Regions from separate parts of the Homo sapiens genome. Here all the other regions are linked to region 7. A link is a loop called in an ENCODE intact Hi-C map of the cell type or tissue named here. Cell type or tissue: mammary epithelial cell. All regions are shown on one strand.

Region 1 (4,000 bases), 260 kb before region 7:
GACAGTATTTTTACATTAGTCTTATTCATGTAGCACATATTTGTTGAGCATGAAATGTGTGCTAGATGCTAGCAATATAACAGGATATAGAATAGATATAGCCTCTGCCTTCAAAAAGTCTATAGTCTACTAAGGGAGGCAGACATTAATTCTAATTGCAGTAAGTGCTATGAAGAAAAAGCATACATCATTTTGCTAAGTGTCATGGAGAGGAACCTCTTTTCCACCTGATTCCTATTTCCTTGTGGAGAGGTATCAATTAATATAGCACTCCTGGCTTCTCTGAATGGGGCATGCCTAGCTTAGCCTTTCTCATCCCTTTGCTTTTGGGATGGGCTTGTCTGCTCTGAGTCTCTGCCTCTGAGTGGGAATTAGGGTTGGGGCCTTCCAGGTTTCCGGTGCTGCCGTGACTGCATAGGTCTATCTAATTCTGCCAGTTAAATTAGGAAATCCACTGATACCCTGCACTTAAGTACAGTCCCCAACCTAGCCTTTATTAGTATTTTGTTGATAGTTGACTGTCATCTGTTGATCCTATTGTCTCTCTCAATTCAGAATTTAGGTGGAATAGGTGGTGTTATTATTGGGTCCCTCAAACCTCAATAGTAAGAATCAATTTGACGCTTATACTAGGGGAACTGACAGAGTGTAATTTCTGGAGCAGTGTAATTTCTGGACCTGTGGTTTTCAGAATTCTGCTGCTCACGGGAAGGTGGATTGTAGTGAGCTGACAGGGCCGAATTCTGCCCCCTTCACCAGTGCCTGCAGTGATGACAGATTTGTTTTGATCTATTTTACATATTAAGCTTCCACATAAAAATTCTGAGCTTAAAAATAATTTAAAACCAGTGCCTTGAACTTGTTGCTTTCAAACATTTTAAACCACAATCCTCAGTCATAGTTACATTTTATATTATTCAAACTCGTATATATTATATACATGTGTATACTGACCTTACTATCTGTGGTATAGTTTATTGCATTTCCATTTCATACCAAAGAGAAGTTTGGTTAAAACTCATGGAATTGATTCCACAACCCTCATTACATGAAATTTAAAAAATTCTGCACAAGACCATGTTTATTTTATCTCAGGCCTCTTGTCTAGTAAAGACCTGACCTTCCCCTGATCATATCCCTTTTGCCCCATGGGCCTTATTTCTTTTGGAGCTCAATATATCATTCATTTTCTGTATACAAATACATTAGAGTTAAACTTATGAAATTACCAGCCCTTCTGAGAAAGTACTTTTTCAACATTGTTATTATTGCTGAGGATTTCAACAATAGCAAAATAATGTATTACATTCCAAACTTGGCAAATGTTACTAAATATTTCTCTTGAGGCTCATTTTCAACCATATTATTATTACTGGCCTGTTTTTTTGGGTTTAATGAGATAATTTTCTATCAAATCATGGTAGCGAACAGAGCTGACACAAATTCTCAAGTTTGTGGTAAAGTTTATACTCCATTGGAAAGTTTCTTTTATATAACAATATTGGCAGGGCTCATGTTTTAGAATGAATTATTTATGTGGGCCCATTCACCACTGCTACCCCATTCTACACAGCATGACATCCAGAAAATGGCAGTTTTGATGAGCATGATGAAGGCAGTATCATTTTTGTGCTTGATACAGTGGCCGGAAAGTTCAGGTCTGGGTGGCATCCTGAGAAAGGGAGCAAGGCAGTGTGGTGATGCCAGGTGCAAGAAGGTGGGGGTGTCCAGAGGGAAGTGAGATGCTCTGCAAAAAAGTCAGAGGACATCTCAGAAAATAGAGCCACCTTCCTGATGTAGCTTCCAACAGTCCTGTCTCCTAATCCCTTCCAGCCCCCAAATATATGAAGCTGACTTCAGAGAGATAAACACCAAGGAGTCAACCCATTACTTAGCTTTTGTTTCCAAAATAAGACATCTTCTAGTTAGGAGAGCTTCTGACCGAGGGGCAAGTGGTTTATCCTCAAGATGGTAGAAAAGCAATGTGCATGCTCAGTAAAACTTGGCCTCACCAGATGCCAGGCTCAGAGAGTCCTCTTTCCTGCCTTTCTTGCGTCACTGCCTGTTTGCTTGAAACAAGCAGTAGAAATAGTCAAACACAGGTGCTGGCTGCACTGGCAGCACAGCCTCTCCTCCAGATTCAGGCTCTCCCTGGATGGCACTGGCTGGTAACCACAGAGTGAAGATCTAATCAAGCCAATGCTGGCTCCCTGCCCACCACTAGCTGGTTTTATTCAGCTTCCCCAGTGTTGATAATAAAACACAAGTGAGCCTTCAGTTTCTTGCCTGCTAGTTCCAAAGCCAGCATTTGCTGCATGCTCTCTGACTTGCAATTTGGTGGCATCCTGGACAGGACACTTGCCTACAATCAGCACACCTGGCTTCTTTGTCTAGGTTTTGCCTCCAACACATGGTACACATCACTTCAGCTACCTGTGCTTTATTTCAAATGGAGATACTAACCCCTAATGTTGGCCAAGCTTTGTGATTATTTATCTCAGGGATTTATCAGGGTTGAAAGCAGAAAAAGCTTTAATGAAATTCAAGACTCTGTCCTAAGATCCTAAATGGTTGAAGTGTGTCCTGGAGGGGGCTGGAGTGGAACAGGCCATATGAGAAACAATAAGGCTGGAAGGAGAGATTTCTGGTGACTGGGAGGGAGAGACAGATCCTGCCCTCAGAATTTGTACCCTACTCAGGTTGTGAGAAGGCCTCAGGGGGGAAGTGTTGACAGGAAGGGCACCTGTAGGAGGCTTGGGTTCTCCCACTTGTGTTCCCCTGTTTCATCTGAGATTTCTAGTCTTGGCAAAGAAGCAGCAGAACCTGGGATAATGGGTGTCTCAGCCACAGCCAGTGTGGACCCGCAACTGACACCTTGAGGGCATTCCCCATCTTGAAGCTAGTTAAGACCCCAGGACTTTTACATATTTGCAGGAGGAAACCCAAGAAAGCGTAGGTTTAACTTCTAGGTCCAGCGAGAGTGGAGCTTGGAGTCAGAATTATAGTGATTTCAAGAATGGGAAGAGTAGGTAATGCACAATTTTTTGCATACCCAAGTGAATGGACTGAGGTTCTTAGTCTATATGTGTGTCACTGTATTTACTCAGTGAACTCTCAGAAAACCTTGTACTTCTTTTCTGCACACACTGAGCTTCTCTGCCAGGTGCCTTCTGAGGACATGAGAGCTTCATGCTAGGCTGGCCTTGATGCAGTGTGGGCAAGGCCTGGAGCAAAGAGTCATGAAAGTTGGAGGCTTGGAGTCCTGCCCACGGGTGGATGAGTGGCCCAGGCAGGCCAGGACTAAGTGCTGAAAGCCCATCAGTGCAGAATCATCCCATCGGGGCAGCATCGGGGTAACAGTCAAGCAGCAGCTCTTTGCCCAGTCTCCTTTTGCACCAGCTGTAGCTATTTGGGACTGATATGTTCTCAGGGCTTCCTCAGCCCCAAGTCCATGACCCCGTTTGTGCTTAAGGTGAACAGACGTCTCTCCTTTTAACAGAGGGGCAGGAACCCAGGAGACTGCTGAGCCAAAGCTTCTCCCCAGCTGTAATGCTTTCCTGAAATAGAGACTTTGCCTTGGCTCTTAGACCCAGCTCCATACTTTACTGTTCCCAGTTAGTCATGGAAAGACGAAGGTGCCTAAAAATAAGCACCATCTGGGCCCACAAGGTTCAGCAGGGCACACTCACAGCTAATGGAGAAAGTTTCAGTCTGCCTTTGTGGTCCTGGAAACCCAGCTGTGATGCGCTTGCCAGAAGGGCCCTTCAAGCCGTGTTATTCTGAGTGTCTCTCAGGGCAGCCTTTGCAAAGGCAACTTTTCACTGCCTGTAAGTTCTTGAGGTCACCCAAGGATAGCAGCTTCAGGGAAAATATGAGAAAAAATGTATTTTTAGTGCATTTTCTCATGTCTTTGTGTTGCCCCGCTCTCTTTCATGCTTCTGCAGTCCCCACTCCACTCTCCATTAGCTGCCTAGCTTCTGTGCCTGGTCATCTTCCCAGA
Region 2 (4,000 bases), 430 kb before region 7:
AAGGCTATGAACCAGGGCCTGTAGGTATTTGAGGCTATCATGATGCTGCCCCCTGCATTCCTGCAGTCAACTGGGAGCTGTGGGGGCTGCAGCACTTGCTCTCTCCTGGCCAGCAGCCCAGGGGGTGAGTGAGGAGGGCTTGGGGATCCATTGAATTTCCTTTTTGTTTTCTTCATTTCTATTGGGTCTAACTCACTTGTTAAAAAGAAAAAAGTCTTACTAGTCTTACTATTGGAATTAGGAAATTAGTCTTTAACTGGACTGCAAATATGGCTCACACTTGTAATCCCAGTGCTTTGGAAGGCCAGGGCCTGAGGATCATTTGAGGCTGGGAGTTTAAGACCAGTCTGGGCAATATAGTGAGACCCGCCTTTACAAAGAATTAAAAGCAGCCAGGTGTGGTGGTGAGAACCTGTAGTCCCCACTACTTAGGAGGCTGAGGCAGGAGAATCATTTGAGCCCATGAGTTTGAGGCTGCAGTGAGCTATCATTATGCCGCTGTATTCCAGCCTGAGTGACAGAGCAAGATCCTATCTCTAAAAAAGAAAAAAGAGGAAAAAAAAAGAAATAGATTGAAAAGGAGAGTGTACACCCCATGAAGTTAACAGTTGTTTTTTTGTTTTTGTTTTTGTTTTTTTCCTGGTTGGGAGGATTCAGGTGGTTACTCTTTCCAGTTTACCTCCATTTTATAGTTTTTGTCACCAAGCACTTATTACTTTAACTAGAAAAACGAAAGAATCTTTTTGTCACTGTTGTCTTGTTCACTGCTGCCCATGTCCTAGAATGGTCTCTAGTCTATAGTAACCTCTCAATAACTACCTGTTGGAGAAATAACTGAATGAATAAATGTCAAAGGTCATTGCTTCCTTTGGGAATGGAAAGCTTTAGTACCATCAGATTTTTTCCATATCCTCAGCTTCTTAGGATCACAGGTTGGAGTTTTAGTAGCATATGTTAAAAAACATAGTTCCTGTCTTCTTCAAAAATCCTGTGACTTTCAAGAAACCTATGACTTTGGGCACCCTGTGTGCTATCTTTCCTTCAGCACGGATGGTTCCTGCCTGCTGAAAAGTGCTGACTATTGCACCTCAGCTAACCCACTCAACCTTTTTCTAGAGGCCCAGGGAGATATGAATGTGACCAAGAACTTGGCCTTTGATATTCAGCCCAAGTCTGGCTAGAGGTCAGAGGGAGAAAAAAAAAAAAAATCCCTCCATGAGCCATAGCTGTCTGTATATTCAGCGTCTCTAGGCAACTGGGAGGACATTTACCATTCATCCTCCAAGAATGCTGAGTAGCCCTTCTTACGTGTGATTCACTTTGGGGTAAATTTCTGTCCTTACTAATGAGCCTGTGATGGGAGTCAAGTGAAAAGGAATCATTAAATCTGGTTTTATTCAAGTTACATAATTAATTCTGGCACTGAAGTTGGCTTCCCAAGTTTTATACATGGCCTGAGTTTGTTCATTGAATTAAAGGTGAGCATGGGGGTTGATGACACGGTGGCTATAGGTTCTTATTTCTTGTCCTTCTTCATGGGGTTAATTTGAAGAATAATTTAGCTAAAGCACCTTGTGCAGGGTTGGGAATGTGTTAGTGATCGGTACATGAAATTTCCCTGTCCATTGCCTCTTTTCCCTCATGACCTCCTACATGGGAGGTTTTCCCTTGGAGGGTGTGACAGCTGATTACTCAAGCTGGTGTGGGAATTTAGCTCTGGAGATTGACTGGCAGATCAAAACTTGGACTGTTCTCACCAATAGGGGTACGGCTCTCTACTTCATTATGTGTCTTTGTGGCATTTTGTCTTTCTCTCTCCTGGCTAGTCTACTCAAACACCCTTCTCAGAGACTGCCACTGTGGACTCTGAAGTTTTCACAATACCAGGAGGTTTGTGGGAACTGAATAAATTGCTTCAAGATCGAACATAAAAATAAGTCCTGGCCCCAATCCTAAAAGAAGTCACTGGGAACCCAATCAGTGCTGGGCAACCAGCCCAGGCCCAGGCTAATGAGATATTTACATGCTAGGCTTTTCCCTTCATTTTGGTCTTCATGGGCCTCATTTATGAGGAAGTCTGGAGTGCGTGTGCTGTAGGCAGAGGCCGGTGCTTCCCAGCTTGGTGCCATGGACTCCTGTAGCAGATCAGGGGCACTACCACCCACCAAAAAATCCAGCACATTCAACAAACAGCAAATTCCCAGCCCAAAGCAATTACTTGCTTTTTATTTATTTATTTTTTTGCTATTGTTTTTCATTTACATTCTTTTCTGAGTTTTGCATGTTTTACTCTGACAGGAGGTATAAACAGGCAAAGGAAATGTAATCTATTTCAGTATTTGTGGGAGTGCTTGTCCTAGGAGTTTTAGGAGAGCATTTTCATCTATCAGATTAAGACAAATTTAAAAGGGTCCCCAAAGAGAATTTAGAATTGGAAAACTAAACCTAGGAGGAAGTTAAAGGTACAGTGATTATTTTGCTTGGAGAGTAGTATTGGCTTTCCAATAAAATGAAGGTGATTACTAAGAAAGGTAGCTGATTGGTCATTAGTGCATGGCCAGGACAAGAGAGTGAAGACTCATGTTTGCTTAAAAGAAGCATTTTTCTCTCAGGTGGAATTTGTTTGACGTTAGTGTGGCAGATTGTGATATTTCTTCTAAAAGTGGGAAAGCAATTTGTGTAATCTGTGCTCGTGTGCAGAGGACAGAACCAGATGGCTTTCGCAGTAAACTTTCAGGGCTTTACTAGAATAGGGAGAGACAAAAGGGAGGCAAACTTGGTGGCTTGTGAGATGGGGAATCGTTGTTTCAAATCAGGGGTGAGAACAACCCAAAATTTAGGAATGGCTTTTCAATAATAGCTCTTCTGATGTGTAGTACTAGAATCTAATTTTTATTTAAGCACAGCTTCAGAGGTTTTTTTAAAAAATTGCAAACTTGGAAATAAAGAAAAAAGAGGGGGCCGGACGTGGTGACTCATGCCTGTAATCCCAGCACTTTGGGAGGCCGAGGTGGGCAGATTGCCTGAGGTCAGGAGTTCGAGACCAGCCTGGCCAACATGGTAAAACCCTATCTCTACTAAAAATACAAAAATTAGCCGGGCACTGTGGCAGATGTCTGTAATCCCAGCTACTCGGGAGGCTGAGGCAGGAGAATCGCTTGAACCTGGGAGGCAGAAGTTGCAGTGAGCCGAGATCGCACCATTGCACTCCAGCCTTGGCAAAAAGAGTGAGACTTTGTCTCAGAAAAAAAAAAAAAAAAAAAGAAGAGGAACAGCATGTCTTATCAATGTCACAATGGGAAAATGTTTAAAAGGCCACCAAGGATTACTCATTATTTACTACTGACAAGGCCTAGACTCTGTGAGGTCACATGTTCATTTAGGTTTATGTCCGGTATAAAAGATAACTCTAAAGATTATGGTTTCATTGCCCTGTAGGACATTAACCTCTTTTGACTTAACTAGTAATCTTATTCATACATTCTCTTTTACAAATTTCACTAATTTTTCTGAGTACCCAGGTCCCCAAATGGCCTTTAAACCAGCTTGATCATGCTTCTGGCTCCCCACCAGTGAATTGAATATGTGTTAACATGTGTTCATTATTTGACTCATGTTTGTAACTATTTTAAAATTGCTCTTTAACTAGTGGAATTTTATCTTTTATTGTTTGCTGAGTAAGATTTTTCATAATAACTTCTCTTCTGCTCTTTGATTAATGCTGAATAGAGTCATGATTTTACTAACATTTATTTTTGTGGCAGCCTCATGTGTAATCCCACCTGCATTCTTCAAAAGCATTTGTAAATAACCAACAAAACTATTTCCTGGTGTAAATCAGTGCATGGAAATCCGTTCTTGTTTTTAAAGGAAGTTAAAGTGAATGAGGTTTCTTCACAGCAATCTAGGATTTTTATCTACAGGGAAAAATCTGTGTTTATGTAGTTTTGTACTTATTATCAACCAACAGGTCTTGTAAATATAGGGTTTTTGCTAGCTT
Region 3 (4,000 bases), 130 kb before region 7:
AACTGTCCAATACATTGGGTGCATTATCTTTCCATATACTATGAAAATTATATCTATCAAGCTGCAAAGTCAGAAAGCCTTGGTTTATCAGCTACATCCGGGCCGCACACAAAAGGTAAAGCCACTGAGGGAAAGCCTTCTTGAAAAGCACACCTGTCCTTTTCAGACATTTTTGAAGTATCATATTTGTTTTCAGATGATTTTGGCCTTCCGCCCTTGATTCTTTAGCTGGGTTGGGAGGCTGTCCTGTGGCCTGAAGGTTAAAGAGAAATACGAGTGAATGTGTCATCTTAATGGGCTTTGAATGCACTCCCAAATGACATGTTTTTTTCTTTTTTCTTTTCAGTCTTGCTTATAAAAGTTACACCTGCAAAAATGGGACTGAATCCAGTGAGGAAGGACATAACATTTTGCCTGAATGTGCAAAATATGAGTGGGGTGTTGTCTGTATCCCTGCAGGCTCCGAGCAGCCTAGTGGGTAAATGAGCGTTTGTTTCCTGTGCACCATCTTTGAGTTGAAAATGAGTCACACACTCGTGGAAAGAATAGTACTATCTTCTTTTGTCTAGCTCTGCATGCTTTTGTGGTTACTGAATTTGTCTTAATGGGAAGCTTGATTGTTTCTCTTTTTGAGGCAAACCATTAGAATTTATTTTTAATCTGGAATAAGATTACTTTAAATATATTATTCTCGATTCATAACTGGATTCACAGCCAGTGTATACAATTACAGAAAATTTATATGGGGCAAAAAAAAAAAAAAAATCTCTCAGGTTTATGTAGTCATCTGGAAGCATAAACCGATTCCTAAATGTTTAAACTAATTTACTTTGAAAATGATGATAATAACTGTAATTTGTTGAATGTCTACTTTGTACCAGCCACTATGCTATGCATTTTTAATAGATTATTCCTAATCCATATAACATGCCCAAAATGCAGGTATCAATAACCCCTTTTTATAGCAAAGGAGAGCAAGGGTCAGAGAGATTAAGTAACTTGCCAGAAGGCATAGAGCTGATCAGTGAGGGAACTTGTATTCATCTCCATTTATGTCTAACCTCAGGGCCTGGGCTCCCTCCATTATGACATCCTACCTCTCTGCAAAGAGCATTTGATGACAAATTTGCCTCAATTCTTATTACAAAGAGGTAGGTCATAAAGTAAAAAGACCAACAATAATTTCCTTTTATCTTTGTAAGAAATTGATTTCATAGGCTGGAAAATACTTTTAGTCTTCCCTGGATGTGCAAAGAGGCTCAGATACATTTGGATACTGGAGTAGTTTCCACGACTCAGGGGACCCTGATTCTAGTTTTATTTTATCCAGCTCTGCATAGCCTCGATTTTGAGACTCCCAGGTCCCAGATATCTGAGGATTCTGAGGCATACACTTATGAATTCTTACTCCATTACTGTGTTCTTCAAGAGATGGAGGGATAGCTTATGGCTCAGGCTTGCACAAGGATTTCCAGACTAATGGAAGAAGGAACAAAGACACCAGAGCAGATACATTTAATGAAAAAAGTAAAAACAGATAAATTTATCATAAGGAAAACATCTGAAAAGTGTCAGCAGAGGCTGTGGTATCTGAAATTATTGCTGGACTATCTGCAATGATAAATCATTATTTCAGATAATCTGACTGAATTGCTGGCATGCTAGGGCCCCAAACTAAGAGTCACAGCTTCAATTATGAAAGTCATTTTCAGACATTTTATGAATGAGGATTTCCTTTTGAAAACCAGAGGGGAATCAAGAGGGGCTCACTTCTAAGAAATTTACCATTTAAATTCTAGATTTTCATTGAGTCTCATTTATTTATTTATTTATTTATTTATTTACTTTCTTTCTTACTTACTTTGAGACAAAGTATCACTCTGTCGCCCAGGCCGGCGTGCAGTGATGCAATCTTGGCTCACTGCAACCTCTGCCTCCCAGGTTCAAGCTATTCTCCTGCCCCACCCTCCCAAATAGTTGAGATTACAGGCATGCGCTACCATGCCCAGCTAATTTTTTTTCAGGGGTGGGGTTTCACCATTTTGGCCAGGCTGGTGTTGAACTCCTGACCTCAAGTGATCCACCTGCCTTGGCCTCCCAAAGTGCTGGGATTACGGGCATGAGCCACTGTGCCCGACCCACTGAGTCTTATTTTTGCCTTTCTTTCTGCTCTATGGGCTGTTTCATGTTCACACAAGGGGCTTGTGGAGCCACCGAGGACCTGGGGCAAATGCCTGTTTGTAGAATTGTGGAAGAGCAGCATCTCCAGTCTGAGTATATCATACATCTCTGATTTTGATTGGTACATTATGGATATTAATTTGGATTACAGACATTTTTATTAACTAATTATAGAACATTAAAGGAAAAGAAAACCACATTTGATAGTCGAGGCAAATTTCTCAAAGAAAGTTGTTCATGACCATATCATACTGCAGCAAGCTATGCCTGATGTGTACATTACCTAGCAATTTGGCTTTCTCACATCTATCACCCCTGTGTTACTCCAGATGCAAATTGGAGAGAACTTCCATTTACCTGTTCTTCTATTTTCACAACTTGGCATTCACTTGCCCTGGCTCCCATGTCTGATTAAGGAGCAGACACCAGGCGAGCACAGCAAGCTGATGCAATGGGTAGAGCTGCTGCTCACCAGGAAATGAAAGAATTCCTTTCCATAACTGTCAGACAAGGGAAGGGAAGGGCCATGCTCAGCTGGTCCTAGCCCATTCCTGTGTGGTGGGTCACACCCTTCTTGCAGATGGCAAGGCCTACTCTCTTCCTCATCTGCCACATCTACCTTTTCTTCAGAGACACTTCTCAAGATACTTGTGTAGTTTTCATTGGCTACACCAGCCTTCTCTGATCTTTGACTTCCCTGGTTTCTCCAGCATGTTTTGCCAGGTTCTGTTCTCCATGAACACCTACCTGATCACTTTGAAGGTTGTCTCAGTTAGAATGCATCCAGTTACCATATCAGAAAACACAAATTAAACTGGCTTATGCCATAAAGAAGATTTGTTGGCTCACATAACTGGAAATTCAGAAGTGTATAGGTGTCAGGATTGGTTTGATCCAGTCACAAAATTGCATCACCAAGGACTTGGTTTCTGTCCTTTTCTCTGATACTCAGTGGTGAGTGATGCAGCTTTGTGCCAAAGCTGCTATGCTTTTGTCCCAACATGGCTGCCAACAACTCCCAGGTCTACACCCACTGCCTGAAAAACCTGTTACTATTTGACCCAAAACCTCAGGCAAATGCTCCCTCCTGCCTTGCAGCCCAAATATTTGTCTTGGGCCAGATGGTAAAAATACTCTGATTTTTTAGGCCCTAAGAGCATGCTTTATGTGTGGAGCCAGCCTGGAGTCAGCATCCCCTGTCCTCTTGGTTTGCCTCCATGGACAAAAACGTAGGTAAGATAGTGGGTCTGGGTGTTGGCAAGTCAACCTCAAGGTCCATTTAGTTAGTCAAGTGTAATCATTTGCCTATCCTACCCTGCAGGTTCAAAACTCTCCATCTCTAGGATTAATTTCAGCCCTGTTGGGATATATTAGAAGATGTGTCTTTACATTAAGTTTGGGTCTAGTTGAAAGTGGTTTGATTTCTGTTGCCACATACTGATTCTCATACAGGGATCTGCTTCCTGGTGACACTCATCCCTCATCTCCTTATCTGGGTTTCTTAGACTTCTCTATGACATGACTCTGATAACTCCCTGCCCACTACCTGGATCTCCTGGAGGGCTGGGGGATCGAGTTTAAAATACAAGAGTCAGTTCCTCTTCCACTTTTCGCTTCCAACACTTGCTAGGGGAGGCCTCTGACTTGGTCTTCAGAGATCATTGAAGATCATTGAAGATCTCTGAAGACCAAGGCAAAGGCCACCCCTAGCCTTTTGTCTTTTATCTTCTCTTTTTGCCAGTGAACTCCACCTCTCTGGTACCAATGTGGTTCCTGCTTTTATACCACACCACCGCAGTTTATCTCTGTGCCACCCCTC
Region 4 (4,000 bases), 290 kb before region 7:
TTTGAGTCTTTAGTGTGCTATTTGAAGAATGTGGAACTACTATGTCTAAGAGAACTGAAAGAATTTAGAAAGCAGAAGAAACAAGCACTAAAGAGAAAAGTTGTTTTTATTATTTATTACATGCTGACTGCATACCCAGTGGTGAACAAAGAATAAAAGGAGGGACTGCTGGAAACATTGGGGAAGGCGCAGAACTGGCAGGCTTTTATTAGGTACGAAGATGAGTGTCACATCAGTTCATTGTCTTCTGTACCAATATTAGGATGATGGACTGAGGGCTTCAAATTTGGTTTTATATGGTGTTTGCAAAATGTTTATGGTTAAATTCTAAGATAGTAATGTCTAATGGGTAATCCATTGCATTATCAAGGCATGTAATCAAGTTTTCTTGAACAAAACACAATGAGAGAATATAATTATGTTTAGGGAAAGGTGAGGCAGGGGTGTCTGCTTGTTTGGTAGGCTCATGTAGGCCTGCAGCAGCTCCCTCACTGGTTCATGTGGCAAATGAGGGATCTCATAATAGATCTGTTTTTGAAGCTTTACTCAGACATTATTTCTTCTCTCATCAGTGTGTTCCCATTGCATTTTTTCTTTTTTTTTGAGACAGAGTCTCGTTCTGTCACCAGGCTGGAGTGTAGTAGCGCGAACTTGGCTCACTGCAACCTCCACCTCCTGGGTTCAAGCGATTCTCCTGCCTCAGCCTCCCAAGTAGCTGGGACTACAGACAAGCTACCACGCCCAGCTAATTTTTGTATTTTTAGTAGACAGGGTTTCACCATGTTGGCCAGGATGGTCTTGATCTCTTGACCTCCTCGGCCTTGACCTTGATCTGCCCACCTTGGCCTCCCGAAGTGCTGGGATTACAGGCATGAGCCACCACGCCCGGCCCCATTGCATTTTTTGCATAACCATTTCTTTTCATTCTCAGAGCAAGCAATCCAAGAGACAAGATAAGTTTCTATGCCTTTTATGGCCTAGCCCCAGAAGTCATGCACCATCTCTTCCATGCTATTATATTGGTCAAAGTAGTTAAAGGCCTTTTCAGGTTCAAGAAAAAGAAAAGTATACCCCATCTCTTGATGTAAGTTGTAAACATCACATTTTAAGAAAAGCATGTAGGATGGAATGTAGTTCAATATGTTTATATTTAGAAAATGCAATCTGCTGCAACATGGAAACCAAGTAACCCACACAAAGTGCTTACAAATATTAACTATTATTAATATTATTCAATGAATGTTTTCTTAAAGAATAAATTAATATACATTTCTTTCTGCCTAGAACTTTGAGCTGTAGTTAAATAATTCTTGACTTGTAAATTGTCAGTTTGAGCTTGTCTTGTTTGCTCCTACCTGCTACCTGCATTAGGATCCCTTCAAATTGGAGAGTTTCTAAATTTTACTTTTTAACTTAAAATCATTTCAAATTTACAGAAGTTTTAAGAGTAGTACCAAGAACTAACTCTCTAAACCCATCTGAATTTGCCTGTTTTAACCTTTTCTTCATTTTCTTTTATATTCTCTCTTCTTCCCTCCTTTCCCATTCAAGTATTAGTTTCAAACATCATACTCCTTTTCCCCTTATAGATCCATAGTACCAACATCAAATTCAGGACGTTTAACATTGATACATGCTATTATTTAATATATAGATCATACTCAAATTTTAATAATTGCCCTAAAAATGTTTTTGTAATTGTTTGTTTTCTCCCTGAACCAGCATCCAATTCAGGATCACAGATTGCATTTAGTTGTCATGGCTCATTAATCTCCTTTAATTTGAAGCAGTTCCTTAGCTTTGTTTTTCAGGACATTGACATTATTGAAGTATACAGGCCAGACGTTTGGTAGAAATGTCACATGATTTGGGTTTGCCTCAGGGTTACTCATCATTAAGTTCAGATTATGCACTTTTGGCAAGCATACCATGACAATGATGTTGTGTCCTTAACAACATATCACCACCTAGAGGCACACATTACTGATGACATTAACTTTGATCACTTTTTATAAACTGGTGATTGCTAGGTATCTCCACTAGAAGACTACCATTTCTCTTTATAATCTACAGGAAGATATTTTGAGACTATTTAATATCCTGTCTTCTTCAAACTTTTACCCTATAGCTTTAGCATCCGTTGATGAATCTTGATAAAATCAGTTATTACTATGATGTCTTTTAAAAAAGATGATTGACTTACCAACTATTATTACTTCTTCTACATTGATTAGCTGGATTCTTATTTTTATTCAGTGAATTAGATCCAATGCTGCCATTTAATTCTTGTTGAAGCTTAAATTGTCCCAAATTTAGCCAATAGGTACCCTTGAAGCTGGCCCTAAGTCTTTTTGACATAGCCTTCATCATTTTTTGTACACTTTTTTGTATAAGATATTCCAGACCCTTCTTGTCTTGCTTTGCTCTGGCCCTCCTCTCTCCAAGGAATCCTAGCTCCTTCTAGTGAGGAACAGTACCTAGAAACAAGGTCTGTGAAGAAGTGTTTGTTCAGGTTATCCAATGTTGAGGTTATTCAGGCAAAAACACGTTAAATATTGAGTCCATCAAACAGAAAGTCTTACTTAAATTAAAAAGTGTGAAGATAGTTGACCCTTGTTCAAGATGTTCTATGTGCAATTTTATTTTTATATCTAGCCAATTGCAAAACATCAGAAGAGCCATAGTCCTGGGCTTATTGGAAGTGAGGTTCTATTGAACATTGAGCTGGGAGAGTAGGGAAATTGCAAGATAGCGAGAAGTCAGGCCCCACAGAAGGAGCTGCAGCACTTGCGGGGCATCCACTTTTTAGAAAACTGGTCAGAACCAGTAGACGAACAGCCCATTTTGAAATAGTGGTTGTTTGTGCCATCTGGACTTAGCCAATCATAAAACTCAGTTGATACTCCAAGCCTAAAATGGTCTTGGAGACCCTTTTTGGATTTTGGCTTAAGCCCCATTTTAAGGAATCCAACCCCTTCTTGTGAGATCAGATTTCCCTGCCTTGCACTGAACTTGTTTAGTCCTTGTCCATCCTAGAGCTTCACATGACTCAGTCTGCCAGTTAGGTTGGGAGATATAGCGGAGCTAGAAGGAGCCCTGGCCCTGGTACTTACTAAGCATACCCCTTTGATGACTTTAATTGACTCACTGTGTGGCTCTAAGTCCCTTCTCCTTTCTGGGCCTCAGTTTCCTTATTTGTAAAATCAGAAGGTGAGGCTAAATCTCAAAATGTCCATCTAGCTTCATGTTCTATGAAATCTTCTCTGCCTAAAATCTTTAAAGTGCTAATTAAACTGGCAGATCAAGATAAATGACCAGAGGAGCTGGACCCATTACAGAATTAAAGTCTTCAGAGCCCTAGCAAGCCTGCTTTTTGAAGCGTGCTTTCTTTTTACAGCTGTGAAGAGAGGAATCAGCACATGCGCTATAACTTCATATGACTAATGGTAACCATGGCGACCACTAAATATTCCTTCCAGACCTTGCATCTGCACAGCTCACTGAAGCAGAGGAAATAAACGTTGCTGCTTTGAAAAATGATAAAAATAATCTAAGCCAGCTAGAGGCTAGGAAGGAAAGGAGAGATCTTCCACCTGAAGGTCAAGCCATTTCATCTCATTATCTTTTCAGGGCCTTGTTTAACCTCAGGGGGCATTTGGTACCAACCGAATGAATAGGTCACAGACTGGAGGGATTTAGTATCAGGCTACTGAAACACTTGACTAGTTTTTAAAGAAGCTTCTGGGGTTCTGACAATGTTTGCTAGGCTGGTGTGATGACCCCTATGTTAAAATGCAGTAGGTCATCAAAAGCAGGTCCCCCAGCAGTTCTTGGTGTCAGGTCATATTATTGGTTTAAGAGAAGAGCAACTAGAAGACTGGCCAAGGTCAAACAGGGACCTGAGAAACCAGGCAGAGAGCAATAGTAAGGAGGTCTGCATGCACAGGAAGGTGGGGGATGGAAAGGCACAGTGAGGCAGGCTGGATATCAGCACTCATGC
Region 5 (4,000 bases), 930 kb before region 7:
ACGAGTCCACTTCTATGTGTATTTTTAAAAATAAATATATTGGAAAATTTTTCTGAGGTTTGTGACAATTTAAAACTCACAGATGAACTGTACCTTAGAAACATAGAAAAAATAAAGGAAAGGTTAGGTATATCATGAATGCATAAAATATATGTAGGTACTAGTTTATTTTCTTACTACTTTAAAATATACACAAATCTATTACATAAGTAAAAATTTATCAAAACTTTTCACACACACCGTACACGTTGCCATTCCCAGTTGAGAAAAATGTAAACAAACATAAAGATACAATATTAAATCGTAACTACATAACATTAACTAGTACATACCGTACTACTGTAATAATTTTCTAACCACTTCCTGTTATTACTATGAGCTCAGGTGTTGCGAATATCTGCTTAAAATGCTGTGTGATGCTAATCATCTCTGTATGAAGTTATTTGCTCCAGTAAATTGCATATTGCTTTAAAAAGTCATTTCTCATCATTCTTGCCTATTTTCATCATGTTTCGTGCAATATTGTAAACCTTGAATAACGCTATGGGACCCATGTGAAGTACCACTGTTGATGCTTCGGTTGCTCCCAAGAAGCAGACAAAGGCCATGACATTACAAGAAAAAGTTTAATTGCTTAATATTTAGCTCTAGATTGAGGTCTGCAGCTGTGGTTGCTGCTATTTCAAACTGATGATTCATCTTGTAAACAGATGGCATAAACTTATGGTATCAATAAATATGGTATAGTACTGTAATTGTATTTTCTCTTATGATTTTCTTAATAACATTTTCTTTAGCTTATGTATATATTGTATTACATAATACAATATGTAATACATACAACATATACAATATGTGTTGACTCTTCGTATTATGTATAAGGCTTCCAGTCAACAGCAAACAGTAGGCTATTAGTACTTAAGTTTTTGGAGGGTCAAAAGTTAAATGCACTTTTTTTTTTTGACACGGAGTCTTGCTCTGTCACCTAGTGCAAGGACACAACCTGGGCTGCCTCAGCCTCCTGAGTAGCTGGGATTACAGGCGTGCACCACCATGCCCAGCCAATTTTGTATTTTTAGTAGAGATGGGGTTTCACCGTGTTGGCCAGGCTAGTCTCAAACTCCTGACCTCAAATAATCTGCCTGCCTCCCAAAGTGCTGGGATTACAGGTGTGAGCTACCACTCCCAGTCCCTAAATACACATTTTTGACTGCTTAAACGTCAGCTGTAATTTCTTGGTACTTGATTAGTATCATGTACTATAGAATGAAAAAAGTACGTGATCTATACTGACATTTAAATTATTGGAGTATTTAAGAAATGTATACCTTAGAAGAAAAGGAGATATAGGATTTACATACAGATTATTATTTATGACTTTAAAAAATTACTTCATCTTATTTTAGCTTCCACTTAGATTAAAGGCAAACTTTGAAACTTGTAAAATTCTTCAAATTTTATATTGATGAGTTGAATTCAGAAGGTAAAAATGTTTTTGATTCATGTTCTCCTTAGATGCAGCAGATATGTTAATTATATTAACTATTTCAGTGTGATTTCTACTAAAGATGAGTAATGTGAGTAGCAAAGCAGGTTGCTTTACTTCCACTTGAAGTAGAAACAGCAGAGGGCACTGTAATGTTATCTTTGGTAGGTGAGACGGTGAAACTGCACTGGAGTCACACAGTGATTCATTTGCCAAATATCTATTCAGTCATTTAGAGAGTATTTAGTGAGTATCAGTTATATGCCAAGGGATACAGAAAAAAAGTCACTGTCCCTCTTAAACTTATGTTTGAATAGTCTACTATTATGTAACTGATGTAGGAAATCATAATGATTTTTATATTCCCTAGCCTCTTTTGTCTGTATAGTTGTTAATGCTTGTGAATGGGGTGAGGGAAAATAAATAGAAACATGGGCTTTCTGGTTTTTTTGGTAAAGAGGTGCACTCTGTATACTGCTGTTTCTGCATATTCTTGTTACTTCACGGCTATCAAAATCATGTAGTAATACTTCCATCGAAAATGGATTAGAAAGGGTGAATAGAGCTAACTTTACAGTTCAGGCTGTTTTAAAGTTATTCAAGACATGGACACCTATGTTTTACTGACAGAATGCTAAAACCTACATTAATTCTGCTAGTGGTTCTTATAAAGTATTTTAAATTAGCATTAAATGTTCTGTCTGATACATACAAAAGAATATGTGTCATATGTAAATGAGAGCATAATTATACAATGAGCCCTTATTGAGCTATCACTCAGCTTAAGAACTAGAATCTTCCATGTACCTTAGGTCTTTCTGCTGCTTTTTTTTTTTTTAGATAGAGTCTCGCTCTGTCGCCCAGACTGGAGTGCAGTGGTGCAATCTCGGCTCACTGCAAGCTCCGCCTCCCGGGTTCACGCCATTCTCTTGCCTCAGCCTCCGAAGTAGCTGGGACTACAGGTGCCCACCAACACGCCCAGCTAATTTTTTTTTTTTTTGTATTTTTTAGTGGAGACGAGGTTTCACCGTGTTAGCCAGGATGGTCTCAATCTCCTGACCTCGTGATCCACCAGCCTCGGCCTCCCAGAGTGCTGGGATTACAGGCTTGAGCCACCGCGCCCGGCCTCTGCTGCTTTTTTATCCCTGAGCCTGCCCCAAGAGGGCATGACTAGGTTGTATTTTTTTCTTTTTATTATTCTTTGCTTTTTAAAAAGTCTTTTTTTTATTGTTTTTTACTCATGTATGTATCACTAGATTTTGCTTGGTTTTCAATTTTAAAAGAATGGTGTCATGGTTTATATAATTTTCTAGGACTTGCTGTTTGTAGTTACCTTTTTTTTTTTTTTTTAATTTTTTAAAGAGACAGGGTCTTGCTCTGTTGCCCACACTAGGGTGCATTGGTGTTATCACAGCTTACTGCAGCTTTGAACACCTGGGCTCAAGTGATGCTCCCACCTCAGCCTCCCTAGTAGCTGGGACTACAGATGCCTGCTATGCTAGGATTACAGTGTGAGCTACCACGCCCAGCTAACTTTTTTTAATTTTTATTTCTTTTAGAGATAGGTCTTGCTATGTTGTCTAGGCTGGTCTTGAACTCCTGGCCTCAAGCAATCCTCCCACCTCAGCCTCCTGAGTAGCTGGGATTATAGATGCAAGCCGTTGTGCCTGGCTGTAATTAACATTTTACTTTTAATATTCAATCATGTCGTTTGTTATAGAACTAGATCATTCCTTTTTAGTGCTATATACTATTTCATTATATGGATATGCCAGAATTTATTAAAATTCATTTTTCAATTGATGAATATGTTGTTTGGTTTTTGCTATTATGAACAGTGTTGCTATGAACATTCTTATTCTTGTCTCTTGGTATATACCTGTAAAAGTTTTTCTAGATCCAAGAGTGGAATTGTTGGACCCACAGGGTATTCAGTTTTATATAAGAAGCTCACATTGTTTTCCAAAGTGCTTGTATCAACTTATACTCCATTAACAGTGCTTAAGACATCTCGATGATCCCATCCTCATCAGTATTTGGTATTATCAGACATTAATTTTTGTTAATTTTACTGAGTATAAAATATTTATTATTTTGATTTGTATTTGCCTCATTACTAAAAAAGGATGAACATCTTTTCATACATTTATTGCCCATTTGCATTTTTCTTTTGTGAATCACTGTTCAAGTCTTTGCCCTATTTTGCTATTATGATGTTCTTTTTCTAATGATTTATTGAAGTTTTTTTTTAAGAACATTCTAGGTACCAACCTTTTGTTAATTATGGGTGTTGCAAATATCTTATTTTGTGCCTTTTCAGTTTATGATACCTTTAAATAAATTTATACTTTTAATATTGAACTTACTGATTTTTTAATTTTTGGGTTAGTGCTTTTTTGTGTCTTTTTAAAGGAATCTCTGTCCCAAGTTTATGAAGATATTCTCTTATTCTAAAGATTTTCCAGTTTTGCTTTTTTACATTATGTCTGTAGTCTTCATAGAACTATTCTTTGT
Region 6 (4,000 bases), 97 kb before region 7:
TAGAGAATGTTTGCTCCCTCTTTGTTCATTTTTTAAGGGTTTTAATAAGATTGGGGTAACCTGGTTTTGAATGTTTGGTGGAATTCACCTTGTAAATTTATTTCAGCTCATTTATTCCTTGAATGTAGATTTTTAAATGCTTAGTCAACTTAACAGTTATAATACAAAGTTTTTTTTGGTAAGTCAGTATTGGTAGGTTATATTTCTCTAGGAATGTATCAGTTTCATCTAAGGTTTACATTTTATTGACATAAACTTGAGTACATATTATTTGTTTTTGATGATTGCTTTGTTTTAGGTAGTTAGGCTGATCAATCTTGCTGTTGATTGTTTTATTTTACTTTTTGACTACCAAAAAAATAGAATGTTCCAATCAAGTTTCTCTTAAATTATTTCTTGTTTTTTCTTTTGATATAATATTAAATACACATTTACTGTCGTGTTTGAGAAAAGAGCTTGTCCCATGCTTTTCTAGAATACACAGAGGTGTATAGATTCATCTATTTTTTTTTTTTTTTTTTGGGGGGGGATGGAGTCTTGCTCTGTTGCCAGGCTGGAGTGCGGTGGCGCGATCTTGGCTCACTGCAACCTCTGACTCCCTGGTTCAAGAGATTCTCCTGCCTCAGCCTCCTGAGTAGCTGGAATTACAGGCACACGCCACCATGCCCAACCAATTTTTGTATTTTTAGTAGAGATGGGGTTTCACCATGTTGGCCAGGATGGTCTCCATCTCCTGACCTCATGATCTGCCCGCCTTGGCCTCCCAAAGTGCTGGGATTACAGGTGTAAGCCACCGTACCTGGCCTCTATAGCTCTATCTATGAGGGACTTGGTCCTGAGGATACATGGATTATTACCCTGAAACTCTCTCACTTTCAGAAAAAGCTGAAGAATGCTCCAAGAGTGGTTAGAAACTTAGGCCTTAAATGTAAATGGGAAAAACATGTTTTCAACATTATTACTTAACATTATTCAAAGCCTGTATCTCATTTATTTTTACTACTTCGTCTAAAATGGACTGATAATGGAATGAAGTATCTTACTACAATTATCTGTCAGTTTCTGTGTGAATCTCTAAAAATTTCTATTTATTTCTAATGGTATGGTATTATTTTAATAAGCTCATAAAATGTTGTGATGGCCTAATGTTAAGTTTAGAGGTAAAAGAATGCGTTGGAAGTTCAAGAATTTATCTATAATCCAATAACGATACTTTTTTGTTTTTTTTTTTTTTTTTGAGACAAAGTCTCTGTCACCCAGGCTGGAGTGCAGTGGCACGATCATGGCTCACTGCAGCCTCTCACTCCCCAGGCTCAGGTGAACCTCCCACCTCAGCCTCCTGAGTAGCTGGGACTACAGGCACGTACAACCACACCAGTCTAATTTTTGTATATTTTGTAGAGACAGGGTTTCACCATGTTGCCCAGACTGGTCTCAAACTCCTGGGCCCAATTGATCTGCATGTCTCAGCCTCCCAAAGTGCTGGGATTAGAGGCGCGAGCCACTGCGCCTGGCCTACCAATAATGATACAACTAAAAGCAATTCCCTCTGAACTTTTGATTCATGGTCTTTCTTATCTTTACTTCTCATTACCTTTGCTACCTTTTAAAGTTTCGTTTTACTTTTTTTTCATAGGAATTTAAGTAGGTAATTTGTAGACACTGTAAGACATGACCTTTATTTAGCTACAAGTCCCTTTTATCTAATACCTATTGAAGTGATCAATACCATCTGGATATAAACCAGACTTTTTCCACCTTGCCGCCCATCACCATGTCACCCCTAGTATTTTTATTTTAAGTATCCTCCCTGTTTTCCCTTAACTCAGTGTTAGTAAGGCTGAACACTCCACCTACATTCTTTTTGTTGATGTCTCCCAGCTCCCAGGGTACTGATCTCCAATGTAGGGTTTAGGCTCCCTAGAAGGTGCTAGTAAACATTCTTTTGAGGAGTAGGGGAAAATGCTAGAACTACTAATTATGTTTATTTTTTTATCTCACCTTAAATTATTCTTTGTTTATGCTCTATAGTGTTTATGATATAATTACAGTAGTACAGGTATACTTTACTAATAAATAAACATGTGTTTATTGAGTGAACTGAATTTGTTGCGTGCGCTACAGATCTGGTGATTTGTATGCAGGAAGTTTATTGGGGAATGCTCTTAGGATCAGCGCCTCAGGGGGTACTGTCAAAAGGGCAGGATTGCATCATGGTTCTCAACTGGGAAGGTTTGGAACCCCAGGATATATTTAGCAACATCTGGAGACATACTGGCATCTAGTGGATAGAGGCCAAGGACACTGCTAAATACCCTGTAATATACAGAGTGGCCACCACAACAAAGAATCATCCAGGTCAAAATGTCAATAGTGCTGAATTTGAGAAATCCTGGGGTAAAAGGATAAGCTGAATGGCAGTCAAGGCCAAGGCCTCACTTCATTCCGTAGGGAGCTCTGGAATCAGGTGGGCCCTTCACAGTGTTCTACACAGGCCAGTCATGGGACACAGGAAGGAAGTATGACCTCAGAAGGGTGATTGTCTTTGGCTTTAGGCAAACCTGAGAAAGCTAAGAGCAGGCAGCTGCCAACACCCACAATACTGGAGAAATGAGAGCTTCAGCCCTGAGAAGGTTATGGAGAGAGACTAGGTGGAAAACCACAGCATCCACTACAGGAGAAATCACTAGCCAGCTTTTTTTCTCTCTCATTATTGTCTTTAAGTTTTTTTCTAAATGTTATTTTTAATTGACAAATAATAATTGTGTATATTATGGGGTACAAAGTGATATTTTGATCTATGTTTACATTGCGAAATGATTAAATAAGGCTAATTAACAGATTCATCAGCTCCCATACTTACCGTTTGTTTGTGGTGAAAACATTTAAAGTCTACTCTCTGAGCAATTTTGAAATATGTACTGCATTGTTATTTATTACAGTCATTCTGTACAATAGATCACTAAAGCTTATTCCTTTTGCCTAATTGTCTTTAAGTTTGGTTGAACCTTGGCCTCATCCTTCCCTCTGCCTTACCACCAGTGAATCTCACTGCTTCTTAGGGCAATTTCAGACATAAAAAAAAAAATCCATTTTCAAGCCTTCCAAACTCAAGGACAATTTATTTCAGAACATTAATCCCTTATTCGGGGCAAAACTTCCCTTTCTCTTCACTCCAATCTACTCTCGGCTGGGGAAATGGTGATGGACAATGGAGCATGTAGCTTTCTCTTATTTCTCTTATTTTGACTTCCTTTCCCACATGCTCTGTGAAATGTTGGGACAAAGGGCAGGAGGAGATGTAAAACAGTTTAGTTTGGAGGCCACAGTGTAGAGGGTGTTGATCCAATAATCATCACATCTCTGTTACATTTTTTACAGTTTCCCTTTCTACTGGTTCATTTCTGTTTGTCCACTAAGGTACTCACAAATTGTTTCAGTCTTAACAGAAACACACCAAAAAATAAAATAGTAGCATCATCCTTCCTTGCTATCATTGTGCCTTTTTCTTTCTTTCCCTCCAAAGTGGAGTAGGCGGGACTTACTGTCTGCTTCCTGTTATCTGCTTATCTTTAACTCTTGACTGCTGGCTCTTTTACTTCTTCTCCCTGTGACTTCCCTGAAACTTCCAAAGGCTGCACATTACCTGTAACTATCAAATGTTAAAGCTTTTATTTTTTTCTCATTCCATTTGATCTTTTTGCAGCACTTTAACATGAATTGACAGACTATATCATCTGCTTCTTTTCTTTTAACTTTTCTCCACTGTGAAATAATGCAGAAAGAAAAGTAGACAAAATTTTAAAATATATACCTCAGTGATTACAGAGAAAACTCATGTGATTGTCACCTACCAGATGAATGTGTGCATTTCTTATACCCTAGAAGCCCCCCTTGCAGCTTTCCAATCACTACCAGTTCAAAAATAGTCAATATGCTAACTACTATGCTAATTACTTTGATATTCTTTATAGTTTTCCACCTAAGAATGCATTTCTAA
Region 7 (4,000 bases):
CTGATATTAGCCTGCAGCTGGGAAAAATCATCTAACACAAAGCCTATGTTATAATAAAGTGTTTGATATCTCATGCAATTTATTGAATACTGTACTGAAAGTGAAAAACATGATGGCTCTCCAATTTATGAAGGTTATGATGTAAGTCCAACCATCGTAAGTTGGAGACTGTGTGTGTATAATCCATATGTCTGATGTATAGTAAGCAATATATTTATTCAACAAATATTTGAGCATGAATGCCTGAGTGAACAAAGAAAAGATAACTGCTCTATCTTAATCAGACTTTTATAAAACTAAAATTTGTATCCTCTAAAAGGCAACTATCCTCTCAATTGTATCAAACTCTTACTGTTTTTCCCTTATTTCATTTCTCTGAAGAAATCCTCTACTTCATTTAGCAAAGAGAGAATATCAAGAGATATATGACCCTATTTTAAATGTTGATAGGTGTCTCAAATATCTATTGCTATATAAGAAACATGCCAGCACACAATGGCTTAAAAACAATCTGGACTGAACAGTTCTTTTGCTCCACATGGTATCTACTGAAGCTGAAATGTCTAAGATTGCTTCTTCACTCACATTCAGAACCTCAGTTGGGATGACTGGAATATCCGAGAGCTGGTCAGGCCTGTTTCTGTCCCTCTTTCCACATGGCTAGCTTGGGCTTTCTCATAGTGAGATGGGCTCAGGGTATTTGAACTTCTTATCCTGCATCATTCTTCCAAGATAGAGGAAGCAGAAGCTGCCAGTCTTTCTAAAGGCTGGACCTAGAATTAGCAGAGTCATAGCCACAGTATTCTCTCGATCTAAACAAGTCACAGGGCCAGGCCAGATTCAAGGGGCTCCTCACTCTCTTAGTGTGAGGAGTAACATGCATATCAACAAGGAAGGAAGCTATCAGTGGTGGCTATCTTTGGAGATTATATGCCACAATAATGAGGTGGCTCTTCTCGAACTGCCTGCCTGTCTGTCTTAGAAATGCTGTAACTCTGTCCCAGTCTGTGCCAAGCAGAGATGATGAACAAAGCAGTGTGTGAAGTAGGCTGCTATTGCACCCTCTTTGCGTCTGACTTGATGTGGCTGACATATTGACATTATTTTATTGCTTTGGTGTGGCAACAGCTCCAGCTAAGCCACCACTGCCAGACACTTGCCCATCTGTCCTAAAATATGACTAATTACCATTATAATGATTCTTCAGCTTTATTAAACTTCTGTCTTCTGCAAAATCAAATGAGATTCATGAAGACTTTTTCATTAATCATCACAGCATCCCTGCTGAGAGCTTAAAAGAGGTAGGTGTATTCTTATTTTAGAAATGAAGAAGGTGCAACAAAATGAAGCTCTAGGAAGGTTAACCAGTATCACAAAGCTGGTCTGCTAGAATGAAGGAAAGAGGCAATATGTGTGTGTGTGTGTGTGTGTGTGAGAGAGAGAGAGAGAGAGAGAGAATTTTTCTGGGAAAAAGGGAAGGAGAGTCATCAATTTTTTTCTTTTCTGTTCCAATGTTATATGGCAATCATTTAAATGTCTCAACATACTAAAAGTTTCCAGAAGCAACAAACTTCTGGTATAATCAGAGGCTATGAGCTGTGCCCTAAGAAAAATATTGCAAAGAGATTTAACGTCTATCAGAATCAAATTTGTTTTCCTTCTTTCTAGCTACGTGTCCTTGGACAAGACACTGACCCTCATGCATTGATAGGCGTAAGTTTCAAAGCTTCATTAGATAGATTAAATGAAAAGACATGTAGCACATGTGTATAATAAGTTGTTCATAATAGGTACCCAATAAATGGCAATGGTTGTTATCATAAATTTTGTGATCTTAGGAATTTTAACATGCTAGTTGAAATAAAAAAGATAAAGCCTTCTTTATTTGTACCTAGTGACTTTCAGAAATAGCAGCATTAATTAATAGTTAACTGATTGGCACAATAGGGTGACTATAGTCAATAATAACTTAACTGTACATTTTAAAACAACTTAAATAGTGTAATTGGATTGTTTGGAACTCAAAGGATAAATGCCTGAGGGAATGGATACCCCATTCTCCATGATGTGCTTATTTCATATTGCATGCCTGTATCAAAACATCTCATGTACCCCATAAATATATAAACCTATGTATAGATGTATACACATAGGTGTATATATATATATACATAGATGTATGGTGTACAGGTGTATATCACAAAAATTTAAAAAAATTTAAAAATAGCTGGTTTGTATGTTATTAACTGCAGCTGAGTTTTTACGTTAAGATCTAGCCTGTGTGAACTTGAACAAGTAAGTTAATGTCTGTGGGCATTTGTATACTCATCTGTAAGGCAACAGAGCAGATGGTCTCTAAGAATGTTTGCATCGGACATCTGAGTTGTATGGAAATAGAAAAAGCCATTATTTGTGACCATTTGCCCTCTAGTGGCAAGAACCAGGGAAAACTATTTCTACTGAGAAAAAATTTCATGTCTGTATCCCCACCAAAACCTGATATATTGATAAATTCTTAGATTTGCTTCAATATTGTGTTAGTTATGTTTGTCTGTGTAAAAATTATCCCCCAAATTAGCAACTTAAACATTTACACAGTGTCTGAGGGTCAGGAATTTGTGAGCAGCTCAGCTGGGAGCTTGCAGCTCAAGGTCTCCCAGGAGGCTGCAATTAGGTCGGGCTGCAGCCATCAGACAGCTTGACTAAACTACATGAGCTGCCTCCAAGTTCTCTCATGTGGCTGTTGACAGGTTTCAGTTCCTTACCACAGGGACCTCTCCACAGGGCTGCTCACAACACGACAGCTGGCTTTCCCCAGAATGAGTGATCCCAGAGAGACAGAGAGAGAGAAAGAGCTAGAGAGAGAATGCAACAAAGATGGAAGGCACAATGTCTTTTATAAACAAATTTCAAAAGTTATTTACTGTGGTAGAATGAACTAGCATTACATGGATTCGAGATGAATATATCTAAAAACAATATATTCCACATAAAAAGCAAGTTTCATAAGTACATGCACATTATATATATAATTTTGTATATATATAATATACCTATACATTATATGAATGTAACTAATGTAAAATAGTTATATAATAATTACATACATGTTTATTAAGTATAATGTACAATGTGTCATATAAAATATGAAAAGCCTACTTTATCTTGTTTAAAGATTGTATGTGTGTGTGTGTGTGTGTGTAGTAGCCATAAAAACAAAAATATGCATGGAACTGATAAATACTGATAAAACTAAACATAAGTGGTCACCTGGGACTTTTGATATAACTCTTCAGAAAAAGAAGCTCTTCTTCTGTTAAGAATGTACATCCTAGAATTGCTGATAGACACAGAAGGGGGACAGAGAGAAAGAGAGAGAGAACATGTCAGTGATTGAGGGAGGGCATTACTGTCTTGATGACACTGTTGAGTTCCTAGATGCAGTATCCAGGTTATGGGACTATAAATCCTCTTTTTTACATAAGTTACTTTGAGTTTCTATGACTTTCCGTCAAAGGAGTCTTGAGAAGTATAGTTCTATGCAACTATTTAATCATACTGAAATCATAATTGTAGAAGAAGGCATATGCTTATTTATTAAAGGTAAAGAGTGCTTCCATCCCCTCTACCTCCCCTGGGCAACTCTAAGAGCAGGACACTCTAGTGCTTAAAAGATCAGATTCAGGCTTCTGAGACACTCCTCTCATGTTGCTTTAAGGCAAGGCCCCCTAAACTGGTAGCCTGATCCTCTAGGGATTCTATGGAAGAGTGCTATTATGTCTATGCAAACATGTGCTCTTCTGGGGAAAGAGTCTGTATTTCATCACATAGTAAAGGGAATGGTAAACAAAAAGAGGTTAAAATCACTGTTGGATGATAAAAAGTATTATGTTAAAGCCTGCATTTACACACCTCCCAGTGTCAGGTAGCTAGACTTTTTAATTAGAGAATTTGAAATTATGAAGTAGCAATGCCACCATCTTATTAACATCATGAAATC

Evidence for each region. Peaks named below come from ENCODE experiments on the same cell type or tissue, not always from the same donor. Only the 100,000 strongest peaks of a DNase experiment are listed, where the experiment ranks them.
Region 1: it touches region 7 in a loop (3-fold over the local background); 3 of 110 quality-filtered maps call a loop at or near these places.
Region 2: a loop joins it to region 7, with 4 times the contacts of the local background. A loop is called at or near these places in 5 of 110 quality-filtered maps.
Region 3: it touches region 7 in a loop (2.3-fold over the local background); 4 of 110 quality-filtered maps call a loop at or near these places.
Region 4: it touches region 7 in a loop (3-fold over the local background); 12 of 110 quality-filtered maps call a loop at or near these places.
Region 5: a loop joins it to region 7, with 7 times the contacts of the local background. A loop is called at or near these places in 25 of 110 quality-filtered maps.
Region 6: a loop joins it to region 7, with 9 times the contacts of the local background. A loop is called at or near these places in 8 of 110 quality-filtered maps.

What each region holds. Positions count from the first base shown.
Region 1 is chr12:75,782,929-75,786,928 of GRCh38, reverse strand. The region is part of intron 1 of LOC105369844 (a long non-coding RNA gene); the gene reads left to right. Among named protein-coding and RNA genes, the nearest start is that of PHLDA1-AS1, 250 kb to the left of the region's middle. In mammary epithelial cell, no CTCF peak of the experiment used is centred here; a DNase peak (open chromatin) is centred at 2,138; H3K27ac peaks cover 549 bases.
Region 2 is chr12:75,951,466-75,955,465 of GRCh38, reverse strand. No RefSeq gene overlaps it. Among named protein-coding and RNA genes, the nearest start is that of PHLDA1-AS1, 77 kb to the left of the region's middle. In mammary epithelial cell, a CTCF peak has its summit at 1,698; a DNase peak (open chromatin) is centred at 1,275; H3K27ac peaks cover 2,931 bases.
Region 3 is chr12:75,655,522-75,659,521 of GRCh38, reverse strand. It overlaps LOC105369844 (a long non-coding RNA gene), which reads left to right. Exons shown (of 16, transcript XR_007063375.1): 8 at 347-478. Among named protein-coding and RNA genes, the nearest start is that of KRR1, 150 kb to the right of the region's middle. In mammary epithelial cell, a CTCF peak has its summit at 2,496; DNase peaks (open chromatin) are centred at 501, 1,961 and 2,681; H3K27ac peaks cover 4,000 bases.
Region 4 is chr12:75,815,020-75,819,019 of GRCh38, reverse strand. All of the region lies in intron 1 of LOC105369844 (a long non-coding RNA gene), which reads left to right. Among named protein-coding and RNA genes, the nearest start is that of PHLDA1-AS1, 210 kb to the left of the region's middle. RefSeq lists a silencer at 3,438-3,497. In mammary epithelial cell, a CTCF peak has its summit at 1,982 (motif pointing left); DNase peaks (open chromatin) are centred at 1,919 and 3,439; H3K27ac peaks cover 2,634 bases.
Region 5 is chr12:76,453,566-76,457,565 of GRCh38, reverse strand. The region is part of intron 3 of OSBPL8 (oxysterol binding protein like 8); the gene reads left to right. Among named protein-coding and RNA genes, the nearest start is that of OSBPL8, 100 kb to the left of the region's middle. In mammary epithelial cell, a CTCF peak has its summit at 1,627 (motif pointing right); a DNase peak (open chromatin) is centred at 1,675; H3K27ac peaks cover 3,430 bases.
Region 6 is chr12:75,622,255-75,626,254 of GRCh38, reverse strand. The region is part of intron 9 of LOC105369844 (a long non-coding RNA gene); the gene reads left to right. Among named protein-coding and RNA genes, the nearest start is that of KRR1, 110 kb to the right of the region's middle. In mammary epithelial cell, a CTCF peak has its summit at 2,292 (motif pointing left); DNase peaks (open chromatin) are centred at 2,274 and 2,404; H3K27ac peaks cover 413 bases.
Region 7 is chr12:75,525,541-75,529,540 of GRCh38, reverse strand. All of the region lies in intron 14 of LOC105369844 (a long non-coding RNA gene), which reads left to right. Among named protein-coding and RNA genes, the nearest start is that of KRR1, 16 kb to the right of the region's middle. In mammary epithelial cell, a CTCF peak has its summit at 2,431 (motif pointing left); no DNase peak of the experiment used is centred here.